Regions from separate parts of the Homo sapiens genome. Here region 2 is linked to region 1. A link is a loop called in an ENCODE intact Hi-C map of the cell type or tissue named here. Cell type or tissue: endothelial cell of umbilical vein. All regions are shown on one strand. Each heading gives the region's core, and the rest is flanking DNA. Links, peaks and the distances in the headings are about the cores only.

Region 1 (7,975 bases), core at 1,753-6,752:
CTAATTTGACTCCTTTTCTCTCCTGCCTGAATGCTTTTTCAAGATAGCCAATCTAATAATGCCTTTCTGCATCTTTAAGTCATTGATGGCTTTTCAAGGCCTTTTGAGCTACAGAGGCTCCCGTATAGGGTGGCTCTCCTGACCTGCCATTTTCTCTGTCTCTGATGGCCAAAGACTAGATCATTCCTTCCTATGCTGATTCCCATACCACTCTTTTTATACCTGTAATGTAGCCACTATTACACTGTAATCTAGCTAGTCATTTATATTTCTGTCTTCCTCACTTCCATTTTGAGCATGTTGAGGGCAGAGAGAATGTCCTATTCATCTTTGCCTTTCCAGGACCTAGCACAGTGCCTGGTACAAAATAGGCACTAAATATTTGCTGAATTGAGTTAAGCAAATACACTGGAGTTTCCAGTGAAGTCATGAAGAATTTTATGAGAAACACTAAATTCCTCTCATATCCTATGAATTTGTAACTTTTCAGCAACCACCTTTTACTTGATAGTATATGCTACCTCCAAAGAATAAGTCATCCTATAGTAAGTCAATGAGTTCTGTATTATTTTTGCTCTTGATGAGGCACAGTTGATCATTTACCATATGATTGACTTTAAATGTAAGACAACTACCAGATAACCCTATCTATGCCCATTTGATCTATTTCCCCCTTTCTGGTATCTACACAAAATGAGATAAATAATTTTCTCCCTTGGGCAATTTATTCCAAAAAGATATGGTTTGAAAAGAAGGCTTTGAGCTCTGGATCAATCAGAATTTTTACAAATCCCACAATAAGAATGGAATCCAAAGCAAGCCCACCTACTTGGTTTTCCCCACAGAAGGCAAATGAACGTGCACCTCCTAAGAGCTCTGTATTCAGAGAAAATGATCTCTATATGGTACTAGCTGGAGCTTGCTTCGTGAAAAGGTGTTTGTTAGAAAAAGCTTGCCTCTGTTTTGAATTAACTTCATGTTTCCACTTTAATCTCCCTTTTGTCCAGCTCATTTTTTTTTTGAGATTCTCCTGACCACTTTTCACCATGTCCCACGGATATTTAGGTCTCACAGTTCCTACCCCACCTACCTGTGCCATCTGTAGGCCATCCATGAAAACCTATTTAAAGCTAAGGTATTAATAGACTGACGAATTATTTCTCTACAGAGGTTTTACCCTTTTAGAGGGGCTCCTGGGCAAGAAAATGCCCTAGATCTAAGGAATATTATCCAATTGTCAGTATTCAGGCACTGTTGCAGGCTAAAGGGATAACAAATTTCACATGCAACTCAAATCCCACCACATCGGCCCTGGGACCAAGATAGCTTTATGCTTTCACAGAGGTTGTGAGTGGTTCACTGTGACTGGAAAGAAGAGAGGATCTACCAGACATTCTTAACATGAGAGTTTATGTTTTGGGTTTTCAAATTGTGCTTCTCAGTACCAGGGGATTCTGTGGAAGAAATTCACAGGTCACCAAGGACAATAGGAGAGGCAGACCAGGAGAACAAATGGGTTTTGTCTCTTTTAGCCACCCCCTCCACCGGTCAACTAATAATAGACTATTAAAATTACATTAATATTATTTGACCAATAGTAGAATAATAATATGTTCATTTATCTTTTAATAATTTGGATTTCTAATTAACTTTGTTGGAAGATAAAAGTTTATTTCCAAAGTTTTTTTTTTTTTTTTAACAACTGCTATTTAAGCTCACGTGCTCTGTGTCCAAGAATCCCTAGTTAAAATGTGTAAGTCTTTAAGCAAAAAACCCATTCACCCATTCAGCTGTCACTATCAAAGATGGTGTTAGCTATCAGATAGAGAAGCCGCGAAGTGCAGAGGGTTGAGTTTAGGGGAAGTGGGCTTACAGGGATATTTTGTTAGGGGGACAGGAGAAATAGATAAGACACAGGCATGAAGCCAGGGATGATTAGAGGTGAGATTGAGCAATGTCAAGGACAAATTTATCTGCTTCATAATTTAGCACATGATGGAACCTGTGAATGATTCTAGACTTAAGGTTTTCAGAACTTAGAGACATATCACCTCTGTTGCTTAATTGATCAGATTTAATATTCTTTCAGCATTCCAGAGTATATCAGAATGTTAAGCCATCCCTTTCCTCACTGTGGACACATACATCTCAAATGATTTATGAAAGATTATGCCACTACGGAAGCCCACTGACATAGTGAGTGGGTTATGTTGAATTTTTGTTTCCAACATTTTATCCTTTCCTATATCCACACTCTTTGCTATGTAACTTTGCATGTCCTTCCACTAAAAGAGGAATATACTTCCTTCCTTACCCCTAAACTTTGGGCTTGGTTACCTGACTTGCTATGGCCAATGGGATGTGGATGGAAGTAACACTGTGTCAGATCTGAGCTTAAGCCTTATAAGACCTTGTGTGTTTCATTTACCCTCTGCATTTCTGTCATCACCACGAGAATACCATGGTCCAGCTAGTCTGCTGATCCCACGGGGTTGAGTGACATGTGGAGCAGAGGTGGATTCAACCTGCAGCTTGAAGCCACTCAACTGAGCTCAACCAAGAATAATTGAACTGAGGTAGTTCAGCTGATGTGCAGACATGTAAGAAATAAATGTTCTCAGTGATATGCCATTGAGATTTTGTGTTTGTTTATAATGCAGTGATACCTGGTTGGGCTTGAGTTTGCAGTTAGACAGACTTGAATTTGGGCAACTTTCCTAAATATTCAGCATTCTTGTCTGTAAAATGTATGTAATCACAATAACTGTACCACAGTGTCATAGGCATTAAATGAAATCATACATGTAAAATATTAGGCACAATGCCTCGCTATTAATATTATACTTTCAGAGAGAAAGATACTCTGGTATTCTGAAATCTAATAAAATAGGATGCACTCATAGATTTGAAGATGGGGATTTGGTTTTAGAATATATGGTAGTTTTAAAAAAGGCATTTATTGTTCTGAAACTCGGGACACATCAATTCTTCTTCTTTTTTTTTTTTAGTTTAATGACCGCCAAACTTCATAAATTTACTACTTGAGAAGATGAATAATTGGCTTGGAAATTGTTTTCTTTTAAAGGAAAATAAAAACATGACTTTACCAACATCACTTGGTATATAAAGTGCTATTAGTCACATGCTGTAGTTAGCATGTTTGACTTGTTTGTGACCAAGAGTTCAGGTGAATACATTTGAGATTTATTTTGTAATTTTCCACATGCCAAAATAAAACAGCTTTTTTTGCCCCTCCATTGCCATCAGGTCGGAATAAATTGACTTTTGATGCAAAGTTGTGGCCAGAGGTTGAAATTTACGTGTGATTGATGGTCAAAGTGCTTACTAGCCGCACCCCCATCTTTTTTTATATTACCTCCTGGGCTGGGATCTGTTTTGTGTAAAATATTGAGATACTCACTGGTCTCTCTGCCCCTCACATGCCCTTGAAAGTGAAGAAAAATAGTTGACTAAATTGGCTTAAATTGGCTGTTAAAGAAAAAAAAAAAAGACAACTCCTAATGAATGAATAGATTTTCTAAGATACATTTCTAATTCTTGGGTCTTCAAGTATGCAATCTTAATATATTATTCCTGAGCCAATTAGTAAATTAATTGGTTCAACCAGCTCTCAGCACCCAGTTCAAGTTTTCTTACAGGGATTTTAGAATGGATACAAAATCCCTGGAGTAGAGATGCCCTCTTTCCTTACTGAGGCAATTCCCCTATGTTGAACTTCCATTTTCATAAAGAGAAGGACCCCAGAGGAATAGCAGCAGGGCTGCCAGCAGCTGTAAAAGGCTTTACTGTTGCAATAAAACCAAAATAGGCTAGACTTGTCTTTGTTCTTTTCATTTTGATGTGTTGCTAATTAAACTAGTAAAAATGCTTAGAACTCATTTTTTTTTTCTTTGAAACACATTTACATGTGTGTATATACAGCTTGGGTACATCACTGGGTGTTTGTTTGTTTTTGTTGTTGTTGTTTTGGTTTGGATTTCTCCAAAAGCTGACCCTGAGACAATGATTTGAATGCACATAGTTTATTTGGTAGTGACGCCAGGAAGCGTAGAGAAGGAGTTAGGAATAGAGGAAAGACAATAAAAGGTGCAAATTACTGTTGTAGGCAGCTGGAGTTTAGTTCCGCTGAGGTCCTCCTGAGAGAGCATGTAGAAAACAATTCAGAATGGTCCCACTAAGGGGGTGGGGGAAGAAGCTGAGGCATTTATTTATCCCTTTGCCCCATTGCTTCTGAGTGGTTCATGGGGTTGCTAACTTCCAGGTATTCCTGACTGCCCAGCACAGGCAGGACTCATTTCTGCAGCCAGAGATAGACCCCAGGCAGACATAATGCATGCAATGTATTTCAGTCCACCCGAGCCACAAAGGGTCAGCAGAGGAAACATGGACAAAATCTCCAAGAGCATCTGCTATGGGCACTAAAGGGAAAAACATGTTTCCTCTATTTTTATTTAAAAAGTAGAAACAAATCAAAGTTTCTCTTGTTACATGAACTTCAAAGGTAGAATATTTTTTGTTCTAAACAGTGAGTTGGAATAAATTATTTGCAGCACCCTGGTCTATTCCATAGGAGGGCTTTTATTTTCCAAATTAAACTCTTTCGTCTTTGTTAGTATGAAACATATAAGTCAAAACCCCAGAATTTTTTTCTTACAACCAAAAGCTAAAATGAGAACAATTCATTTTATCTACAAGAACAAAAATTTAGTGTTTTTTTCCCCTTCCATTTTACTTGGCTTCCTTACATTGATTTTTTTTCTAACGTTAGAGATTTTGTTACCAATTCTTGCCACGAGATGTCACTATTTTACCAGACTAATCTCTAAATGCTTTTCTGCAAATGTTTAAAACTACCTCCTATGCTGATGTTTCAATAACTTACTGAAATGCATCCATTAAAATTGTCAAAATCTTTCTGGTAGAAGAAGTTATAAGATTTCATTTGAATAAAGATCAAATCACAAAATATCTAGTAATCTCCCACAGAATCCAGGATCTTCCAGGGGCTTTGAAGGGAACCCATACACATTGGATAAATGTATCATAATTAAATAAAACATTTGACTTTTTCACTATTTGCTTCATTCTATGCTTCTAAGATTTATTAATACATCTTTTAATTCAGCACTTCTCAAACATTACAAAATGCAACCGCAAGTAATATATTTCTGGAAAATTCTTTTTGAATTTTAATTTAGCTGGCAAGGGAGAGACTCCTGTGAAACCTAGATGAGGAGCGTATCACGCGTCCACTATAAAGCACCTTCATAGAAATATTAAACCTTCAGGCAGAGGCCAAGCTCCTTACCAATTCTGCAATGCTTTCATTAGGAGTAGCTACTCTTTGGTTTATAATTCCTCTCCATGGAGTTTTCATGCAGAATCCTTTTTTTTTTTTTTTTTTTTTTCTTGAGACGGAGTCTCACTCAGTTGCCCAGGCTGGAGTACAGTGGTGCAATCTCGGCTCACTGCAACCTCAGCCTCCTGGGCTGAAGTGATTCTCCCGCCTCAGCCTCCCGAGTAGCTGGGACCACAGGCGTGCACCACCACGCCCAGCTAATTTTTGTGTTTTTAGTAGAGATGGGGTTTCACCATGTTGGCCAACTGGTCTTGAACTCCTCACCTCAAGTGATCTGCCCACCTCAACCTCCCAAAATGCTGGGATTACAGACGTGAGCCACTGTGCCCAGCCCAGAATCCATTCTTGCTAGCTGCATTATATTTCCCATATCTATAGGGATAGAAGAGTTTCATTTGGAATATAAAAGCCTCCTTATGGAAACACACTAGAACCCTGCAAGTATATGGTTCAATCAGCCCATTGTTTTGAACAAATACTTTCCCTTTAAAATAAATACATGTAAATAGGACACTTTGATATGCTTCTTTTTATTTATTAACAGGAGAAGAAATTTTTAGGACAATACACAGTGAAATATGCCTTGACAGTTCATATTAGCCAGTATGATAGAGGAGAATGGTCTGTGGACTTCAAGTCATACCTAGCTGCCAAGCTTGTCTCTATCATTCTGTAGCTGTGTACATTGCCTAGTTATTTATTGTTTTAATCTCTCTTCCTGTCTCATTTTCTTCATCTGATAAACGTGTGTGTAGTTGTATAGCAATAATACCATCCTTCCAGAGTAGTTCTGAAATTAGAAATTGTGTTGGTGTCCTATTGCTTTTGTAACAAATTCCCACAAATTTAGTTGCTTGAAACAACACAGATACATTCTCTTACAGTCATGGAGGCCAGAAGTCCAAAATCAGTTTCACCGGGCTAAAGTCAAGATGCTGGCAGGGCTGGTTCCTTCTGGAGGCTTATCTAAGGGACAACCCATTCTTTGCCTCTTTCAGCTTCTAAAAGCTACGAGAATTCATTGCCTTCTGCGGCTCATGGCCTCTTCTTCCTCCATCTTCAAAGCCAACAGCATGGCATCTTCAACTTTCTCCAGTTCCATTTTTGCATCACCTTTTCTCTTATAAAGACACTTTTGATGGCATTGGATCTGCCCAGATAATCCAGGATAATCTCCCCACCTCAAGAACCCTTATTTAATCAAATCTGCCATAGAGTAACATTCACAAGTTCAGGACATGGGAAAACCATTATTCAGTCTACCACAGCAATGTTATATGTAAAGGCCTCATCACTGAGTAAATGATCAATAAATAGTACTGCTTATTATGATACTATATGAAACATTAATTTAGCAGTGTGATGCTGTGTCAGTGAATGAACCAATAGTAAGATGGCATTCTTCACATTTTGAGTTTAGTGAAAGGATACTGGTATTTAATTTTCAATATCTACTCAGGTAAGAGATCAAATTATAAGAAAAAAAGTCAAGTTAGTATTCAAATACAGTATGTAGAATAAGTTATGCATTTCCTTTGTTCAACCAAATAACTTTCATCTTCTCTTTGCTTTAACAATTAAAGAAAGTCAGTGTTTTTTTTACAGATCTACATCTAGCTTACTGATCAGCAAAAATACCGTGTCTTTATGGGGCTTTTCTTAAGATACTTTCCTTTGTTCTTCAAATCAGCCTGAAAAAACTGTATAGGACATTGGGAATTTGTAACCTGACTTCATAAGAAAAACTAGCTGTGAATCTATGGAGAAAAATTAAACACGTAAAGTTTTAATCTCATCATTTTCATTTTATATTTGTCATATCTTGTTGACATTTTTTATGTTATGTAATCTTGGATATACTTGAAGCTATTATTTTAAAAAAATAAAGGACAACATTTTGTCAGCACTCCAACTTACGTGGAATAATTATACTGAAGAGACTGTCATTTGAATACTTCAGTTCTGTACTGAGTTTAAATGATGCATTTCACCAATATGCAATTAATTGAAGTAGAGACACCTGCAAAATAATGTGATCAAATCAAGTGTGTAAGTAGAATGTACACTTCAGCAAAGTGGCCTATCTTCTTCCATTCACATACTGCAAATTTAAGATGGCAGCAGAATTAAATGCTCTTCAATTAAGAACAGTCTACTTAATGAATTGCAGCCTTTGGAAGACCTACCAGGTGGATGAATATGGTATATTCTACCCAGTGGATGAGTAGAATACAATTCTACTTAATAAATTGAAGCCTTTGGAAGACCTGCCAGGTGGATGAGTATGGCATATTTTACCCGGTCTTATAGATTGCTCTAGTGCCTATTGCCATGTGAGTTTCTCATTCACACACTTTTCATTAACCATGTTTAGGAATAATCAGTTGCTTAATCTTATTAGACCAGTGGTTTTAAATATATAATTCAGCTAAAATGGGATCTAGTGAGGGTACATGAATCTCCTCAAATTGTGTAAGAAATTGTGTGCATGCCCACTTTTTTACGGTGTGATTTAACCTACCAATGGATAGCCAATATTCATTCTTCTTGTTACTACTTACAAGAATTTTATTCTACCTGGAAGCGTGCTTGACC
Region 2 (7,975 bases), core at 1,077-6,076, 360 kb after region 1:
GTGATTGGTCAATGAAGCTCAATAGCAAATTATAGCTAATTCTTATTGAGTGCTCACTGTATCAGTTAGCCTTAATTAATATTTGGTACATAACAAACCACCCCCAAAACTGAGTGACTTTATTTATTTCACAATTCTATGGGTTGGCTGTGAGGCTCTACAGGTCTGGGCTGACTTGGCTAATCTGGACTGAACTTGCTCAGGTATCTGTGGTCAGCTGGATGGATGACTGGTGACTGGTTAGTCCAGGATGGCTTCATTCGTATGTCTGGTTGTTGGACAGAGCAACAGAAGCAGTGTGTCTTTCCTCTCCAGCAGGCTGCCCTGGGCTGCTTCATATGACGGTGTTCAGAGTAGCAAGAAAAGGCAAGCCCCCAATAAGCAAGTGCTTTGCATAACTCTGCTTATGTCATGCCTACTATCCTTTCATTGGCCAAAGCAAGTTACATGGCTGAGCCCAAAGTCAGTGTGGAAGGGACCCAAGGATGTGAATACGTGGAGACTTGAACAAATACTACAACAATCTACTATATACATTACGTGCCAACTAATATTCTAAGCTCTATACAAATAATAACTTATGTAATACCTCAATTAGGTAGAATAAAATGTACTTATTCCACCTTACAGTTGAGGAAAATTCGGCACAAAAAGGTTAAGTAACTTGTCCAAGAAAGGCTACACAGCTGCTAAATAGCAGCATTGTTATTCTAATCCAGTCAGTCTGGTTCTAGATTTCATGCTCAGAATCACAACATACATAGCTGAGGGGTGTTAGGAAAACCTCCTCACTCTCATGTAGAAGACACAGGAAGAGACAGTCCTGCTCTTTCTCTGGACATTATCGTGTGTGGAAGTGAGGCCTGGTGCTGGGGCAGTCATCTTGTCAATACACAGTAGAGTCCAGGGCCAAGAGAACTGTCAACAGCCAGAGTTCTGTGACTCTGTGATAAAGTCCATCCTGTTTCTGGTTATGTGAGATAGTAAAACTCCTTTTTGTATGCATCAGGGTGAGTCAAAACTTTTGATTACTGATTGTGGCAGAGGGTCTACACAGCGGTAAAAAGATTAAACGTTGGGAGATGTTTAGCTTTGCTTTTGTATTAGTTTTCTGTTGCTGCTGTAACAAATTACCACAAACTTAGCAGTTTACAACAACACACATTTATCATCTTCCAGTTCTCTGGGCTTCATGTTCAACACGGATCTCACTGGGCTAAGATCAAGATGTAAGTAAGAACTTCACTCCTCTCTGGAGCCCTGAGGGGAAAATCTGTGTTCTTCCTTTTTCCAGCTTCTAGAGACCATCAGCATTCTTTGTCTTGGGGTTCCCTTCCTCCGTCTTCAAAGTCAGCAAAGGCAGGTTGAGTCATTCTCACATCTGTCTTTCTGACCCTTCTGTCATTGCATCTCTCTCTGACCGCAGCCCATGAAAATTCTCTGCTTTTAGGGACTCATTTGATTAAATTGGGTCCACCAGATACTGGAATGATCTCTATCTTAAGGTCTCTGACAAACCCTTGATCAGATATTTAAGGTCCCTTTTGCCACGTAAGGTAAGATCTCACAGTTTCTGAGAATTAGAACATGGATATTTTGGGAGACCCATTATTCTGCCTACTACAGTTCTCTTGGCAATTGTATTTACTGAGCAATGCATGTATATACTGACACTTTTAATCTTAAAAATATACTTTAAAATTTCTAATCGTGAAGCTAACAGACATTAAATGCATAAAATCTTGAATGCACTAGAAAGCACAAAGGAAATTGTAAAATTATCCATAACCTTCTATCCAGAACTAAGCACAATAGCACTTTGGCATATATCCTTTAGCCTCTGTGCATATATTTTTTGACAAATGGATGCATATTGTATACATCTACACTATCTTCTCTTTTCACTTACCACTAAATTATGAGCATGTAAAAATTGTCTTAATTTGAATGGCTACATAGCATTCCAGCATGTAGACAGAACTGACATGATTTACTTAAGGAATCCTTTATTGCTGGACATTTATACTGCTGCTGAACTTTCACCCTTATCAATAGCAAACATTCTTGCACATATATTTGTACACAAATAGTTGGGCACATTCTTTAAGACTAGAATAAGTAGTGATAACATCTTGGTTTTAGAGTCTGAGTTACTAGAAATGGAATTTTACAAGTTTTAAAGGTCCTTACTGTCATGATTCTCAAAGTAGGGTACTAGAATCACCTGGAATTCTTCTGAAAATGTGGGTTCCTGAGCATGACCTATATATACTTAGACTCTGTGTGACGAGAATTGAGGTTCTGCATTTTTAAACAACCTCCCCATGATTGTTATTTACACTCAGCAATATCTAATTCTACTTCCAACTTTTCCTTTTCCTGAAATCTGTGGACACCTACATGCAATGACAGTTATTTAAATATCATGTCCCCTATAATAACTTGCAAAGCAATCTGGGAAAAAATGTGTGTGATATGAAAGATATGAGAGCCATTTTCTCTGTCCTGTTCTCAAAATTTGTCCAGTTTGTTGCTTAGAGGCTAAATTTTCATAGCTTGCCACCCTCAATCAGAGTGCTTTGCTTTTTTACTTAAGAATGTCTAACAAATGAAAAAGCACATATTAAAATCAGGTTTTTCTGTACACAGATAGCTCATTCTGAGGGATGATTAGAAGCTTCATTGTGTATTGGTTATATACTATATCCTTCTTAAGTACATTATGTTTTTTTTTTTTTTTAATTTTCACAATGGCCCAAAAGAAGTAGCTATTCTCCCCAATCTGCCGATGAAGAGACAAACACATAGGGGGTTAAGTAATGTTCCCAAGGTCTCACAATTCATAAACAGTGAAATACTGAAGTGAAAGTAATGGCACCAGATAGGAACAAGTTGAAAGCATGGAGTCTGTACCACATCTTGTGTTTCTATTCAGGCTTTAAACTTGTTCCTATCTGGTGCCATTAATTTCACTTCAGTATAATCAATATTAAAATAGTAAGAGCTACCACTTTATGGCATGCACTCTCAGTGCTAATCATTATATCCACTAACATTTTATTTGATCCTCGCAGAAAGGCCCTGAGGTATTGTTTTTATAATATCATTTAGGAAACCAAACTCAAAGGAGTCAACTACTTTTTCTGAGGTGGCACAGCTAGCGAATGGCAGAGCTAGAATTCAGCACACATCTCTCTTACTCTAAACCCCAAGGTATTAACCACTGTTTTATTCTAATATTAGATACTATATCATTAAACTAAAACATCTTTGGGACACATGGTGTGTTAGGCAATCATCAGTAAATATTCTTGTTCCACTTAATAGCATAGAAAGAATTAGCAAGAATGGCAGACAGGACTGGTCACAGAAGGGGAAAAAAAAAACTACAGGGGAGGACATGAGTAGAGTTTTGCATGGAAATATTCCTGATACTGATCCCCAAGCAGAAGGTCCTTACTCTGAAGATGCTGCTGAACTCTGGTTCCCCGGTTCAGAAAAACAAGCGCTTTAAAACTGTACTCTGAAGCCAGTTCCCATCCTCACACTGAGGTTTCTAACATCTCAGTCCAACCCCTGGAGATCCGGCTGTCTCAGGCAAACATGCCCTGTGAATTAGCCCTGAATGTGTCATGGAAAGTCTTATGTGAATAACCAAAGCCCTTCAAGTGGAGGTTCAGCCAGAGATGAAGAAGCCACATTCTTGAAATCTGCCATTTATCATGGGAAAAATGGTGCCCAGGCACGGTTAAAGTGCCTTTACTGTCCTTCTCAAAGCAAATGAAAATTCAAAAATCAGTCAGGATATTTAACAAGTACTTTATATGCTATATACAAAATGGAGTATTAGGAGACTCTACTGATTCATGTTTTTTGTGCTAAATCATCTAAAGGAAAGGCAAGACAAGAGCTAAGTGTGAGGAGAATTGAAGAAATGTGTTGTGAAAAAAAGAGCACTAAAAAAACTTATTATTATGTTAGAATGGGATGGAATGGAATGGAGGTAAGGGGCTATAGCTTGCCATAAATGAGTAATTATCACGATGAAAATGTTTTGGAGTCGCCATGTTTTTTTTTTTTTTGCTAATAATTTTTTTTTTGCTATTTATTTTAATAAATGTTATCTAGTTATTGGATGGAATTTTCTTTTTTTTAATTATACTTTAAGTTCTAGGGTACACGTGCACACCGCGCAGGTTTGTTACATATGTATACATGTGCCATGTTAGTGTGCTGCACCCATTAACTTGTCATTTACATTAGGTATATCTCCTAATGCTATCCCTCCCCCCTCCCCTGGAGTCGCCATGTTAGTGAAGACTAAGAACCCAGATTTCAGAGCAGAAGCAGAACTCTGGGGCCACCTAGAGGTACTTCTTAAAAAATCACATGGATTTCAGTTGAGTGTTTTGTTCATTGTACTTCACAGCTTTTGGAGCAATATGTAACTAGTTGGATGAAGCTACTTAAATCAAAGGTTGCATAGAAACCCAGGTTCTCCTATAGGTAAAATTTTCCTTACTATTAAAGTAGTAGAGTTTGGAGTGTTGAAAGGGTTTTCACAAAATTTTTAAAGAAAAGGTTGGTGGCTACTTGTGGTTTTATGGTCTTAGACTAGACCAACTCTGAGAGACCAAAAGCTTCCAAGTAAGTAAAAATGGGTTTCTATGATCTTGAACAAAACTGAAAAATTCAGAAATTTCTCTGAAAATTTCTCTGGAAATAACCCTTCCTATTTTGTCAAGAGGTAGAATATTCTATAGATTGGTGCTAAGCCAAGATTTTCCAACGTGGTTGATGTATTGAGTAAGGAGGTTAGGCCTGAATGATTTCACAGACCATTTGCTACTACAAAACAAAGTTCATGAGAATTACTGGAAAGAATAGCATTCTTTTGATGAAAATCTGCTGATTTGAGGTCTACTTTCAAAATTTTAATACTTCATCCATCCAAAGTAAAATATACATTCTTATCATCCTTGAGATTGATACTATTATTGATGGGAGAGTAATCTAATGGGAAGAAAATTGGCTTCTAGGGACAGTTTTACAAGTATGTATCTTTAGAGTTGTTACTTGGTGTGTCAGTTCACCTGGGTTGGAACTGCATTTCCAATATTTCCTCTCCCTTGTGGCTAGGGTTGGCCCCAAGAGAAACTTACGTGAGATTAAGGAGGTGCAAGTGAGCAGCCTTTATGACCTAAAGGCCAGCGCAGGGCTTCAAGCACTGCTATTGCTCACGCATATCGTTGCCTATCTGCTGGCTCACTTTGTTGGTTCCAGCATCCACCAGGTCTTAACTTGTTCAGCTTCCACCAGGTCGTGCCCTTCAGTTTCTCCAAGACTTGAGCCAAGGATGTGTATAATTCTATGGTAAAGGATACTGTCTCCTTTTTCAGGTTATTTATATTATTAAGGTTGGAGTTAGTGGGAGACAGTTTGTCCTGGTGGGTTCCAGTTTGTTTGCGAAAGTTCTAGTTTGTCTTCTCCCACTCTTTCATCTCAGGTCCAGCTTTGCTTCCTGGTTGCTGATTCTGCTGACCCACAGTGACCTTGGACTCACCACCAGACATGAAAGCAATAGCTTTGCATAGACTTCTTCAATTGCCCAAGGTCTAATACATGGAAGAAAACCATTATTTCATGTTCTGCTTCTTCAATCAAACCCTAACTGATACATTTGATGTTATAGGGCCTCAATTCTATAAATTCTTGAATCTACAAAATGGAACAAGGATACCAAAAGACATCTTAGTTTCCTTCCTCTATTAATTACCAAAACTTTTATCTCTTGTTAAGAGTTCCTATAATAATTTTGACAAAGGTAAAAGTCTTTCAAAACACTATTAATATGTTGTTGCATTCAGTCATTACTATTATACATTGAGAATAATTATTCATTAAGTAAATGGTTACTTTTCTTCTCGTTATGATAATAGCTAACATTTATTGAGTACTTACCATATGGCAGGCACTGTGCTTTATTTACATGGGTTAATATCACTTAATCCTAACAATAACCCTGCAAGGGAGATAATGCTCCATTTCATAGATGAGAAGCAAGGCTTAGGAGGAGGAAGTCAGATGTTCAGTAAATGATAGAGCTTAGATTTAAATTCAAGACACATGAAGCAGAGCCCATGCTCTCATGCTATTTACAGAGAGTAACATTCCTGAAATTATAGTTCCTGTCTTCGAGAAGCTTACCTTATAATAGGAAACACCGGAAGTAAATTCTTATAATTCAATAATGTAATTCTATCATATTTGAGTACACATCAAGACATACAAATCAGACATTGAGGCTTAGAGGAATTAATGTTGGAGTTGAACTATGAATGACAAAGTTGGATTTACTTAGGAAAAAAGGGAAGGAAAAGTATTCTAGGTAGATAAACTGCATAGGAAAAGGCATAGCTATAAGAAGCAGCTTGTCACATACAGGGATATTCTGAAATAATGGCCAGAGACAAAGATGTGAGGGTGAAGGGAGATCGGGGAGAGGCAAGGCCAAAGAGGGAAGAAGGGGCCCCATTTTTGTGTGCTGATCTAAGAATTTTAAATGTTGTCATAATTCTATGTGGAATCATTAAATACTTTTTCAGAGTCAAGGTGGCATAGATTTGCATTTTAGAAGCCTTAAGACTCTGGCAGCAGCATAGAGGATGTTTTGGAGTTGGAGGAGACTGGATACAGGGAAAAGATCAAACTTGGGTAAGGCATGAGGAAATGGGGATGTGGACTGTTTCAAATCGAGGTAGTATTGGCCTGGGGATTGTGTCTTGTCCCTTCTTGACATCTTGACTTTGGTCCAGGCCAGTCTGCAACTGATGGCTGAACCTTCCTTGCTGTTCTGAAACCCATAACTGGAAGTTGGTAAGCATCCCTTGAGATTCCTCAAAAAAACTTTGCTGGTGTCAAAATTGATATGAGAGTGTCATGGTTTGAATGTGTCCCCTCCAAAATTTAGGTGTTGAAACTTAATGGCCAATGTGATAGCAGTAAGAATTGGGGCCCTAAAAGATGATTAGTTCATGAGGGCTCTTCCCTTTATGAATGGGTCAAAGGTCTTAATAAAAGAGGCTTCAACCAGCATTCAGCTCTCACTTGCTCTTCCACCTTCCACTTTGCACCATGTAAATGTCAGAGGTATGTGAACCAGAGCAACTCCATCTTAAATAGTAGCTGGGTAAAATGAGGCTGAAACCTACTGGGCTGCATTCCCAGACGGATAAGGCATTCTAAGTCACAGGATGAGATACGAGGTCAGCACAAAATACAGGTCATAAAGACCTTGCTGATAAAACAGGTTGCAGTGAAGGGGCCAGCCAAAACCCACCAAAACCAAAATGGCGATAAGAGTGACCTCTGGTCATCCTCACTGCTACACTCCCACCAGCGCCATGCCATGGCAACATCAGGAGGTTACCCTATATGGTCTAAAAAGGGGAGACATGAATAATCCGCCCCCTGTTTAGCATATCATCAAGAAATAACCATAAAAATGGGCAACCAGCAGTCTTTGGGGCTACTCTGTCTACGGAGTAGCCATTCTTTTATTCTTTTACTTTCTTAATAAACTTACTTTCACTTTGCACTGCAGACTTGCCCTGAATTTTTTCTTGCATGCGACCCAAGAACCCCCTCTTGGGGTCTGGATCAGGACCCCTTTCCTGTAACATAAGGACAGCATTCCTCCCATCCAGAAGACACAGCAACAAGGAGCCATCTTGGAAGCAGAGATAGCAGCCTTCACCAGACAACCAAACCTGCCAGTGCCTTGATCTTGGGCTTCCTGACTGTAAGAAATAAAACTGTTCTTTATCAATTACTCGGTGTCAGGTATTTTGCTATAGCAGCACAAATGAACTAAGACAGAGAGACAATAGCCTTGAACTTGGAGAACTGTTTGGTGCACTGGCAGGTGAGCATGAGCATGTTAATTTCAAGCTTTCTTATAGGACATTAAGTATGT

The links. Hi-C counts contacts between places; a loop is a spot of excess contacts. Peaks named below come from ENCODE experiments on the same cell type or tissue, not always from the same donor. Only the 100,000 strongest peaks of a DNase experiment are listed, where the experiment ranks them.
Region 2: a loop joins it to region 1, with 24 times the contacts of the local background. A loop is called at or near these places in 30 of 110 quality-filtered maps.

Annotation. Positions count from the first base shown.
Region 1 is chrX:30,501,361-30,509,335 of GRCh38, reverse strand. No RefSeq gene overlaps it. Among named protein-coding and RNA genes, the nearest start is that of TASL, 72 kb to the left of the region's middle. In endothelial cell of umbilical vein, for the core only: no CTCF peak of the experiment used is centred there; a DNase peak (open chromatin) is centred at 4,855.
Region 2 is chrX:30,138,529-30,146,503 of GRCh38, reverse strand. No RefSeq gene overlaps it. Among named protein-coding and RNA genes, the nearest start is that of MAGEB2, 73 kb to the left of the region's middle. RefSeq lists an enhancer at 818-1,112. In endothelial cell of umbilical vein, for the core only: no CTCF peak of the experiment used is centred there; no DNase peak of the experiment used is centred there.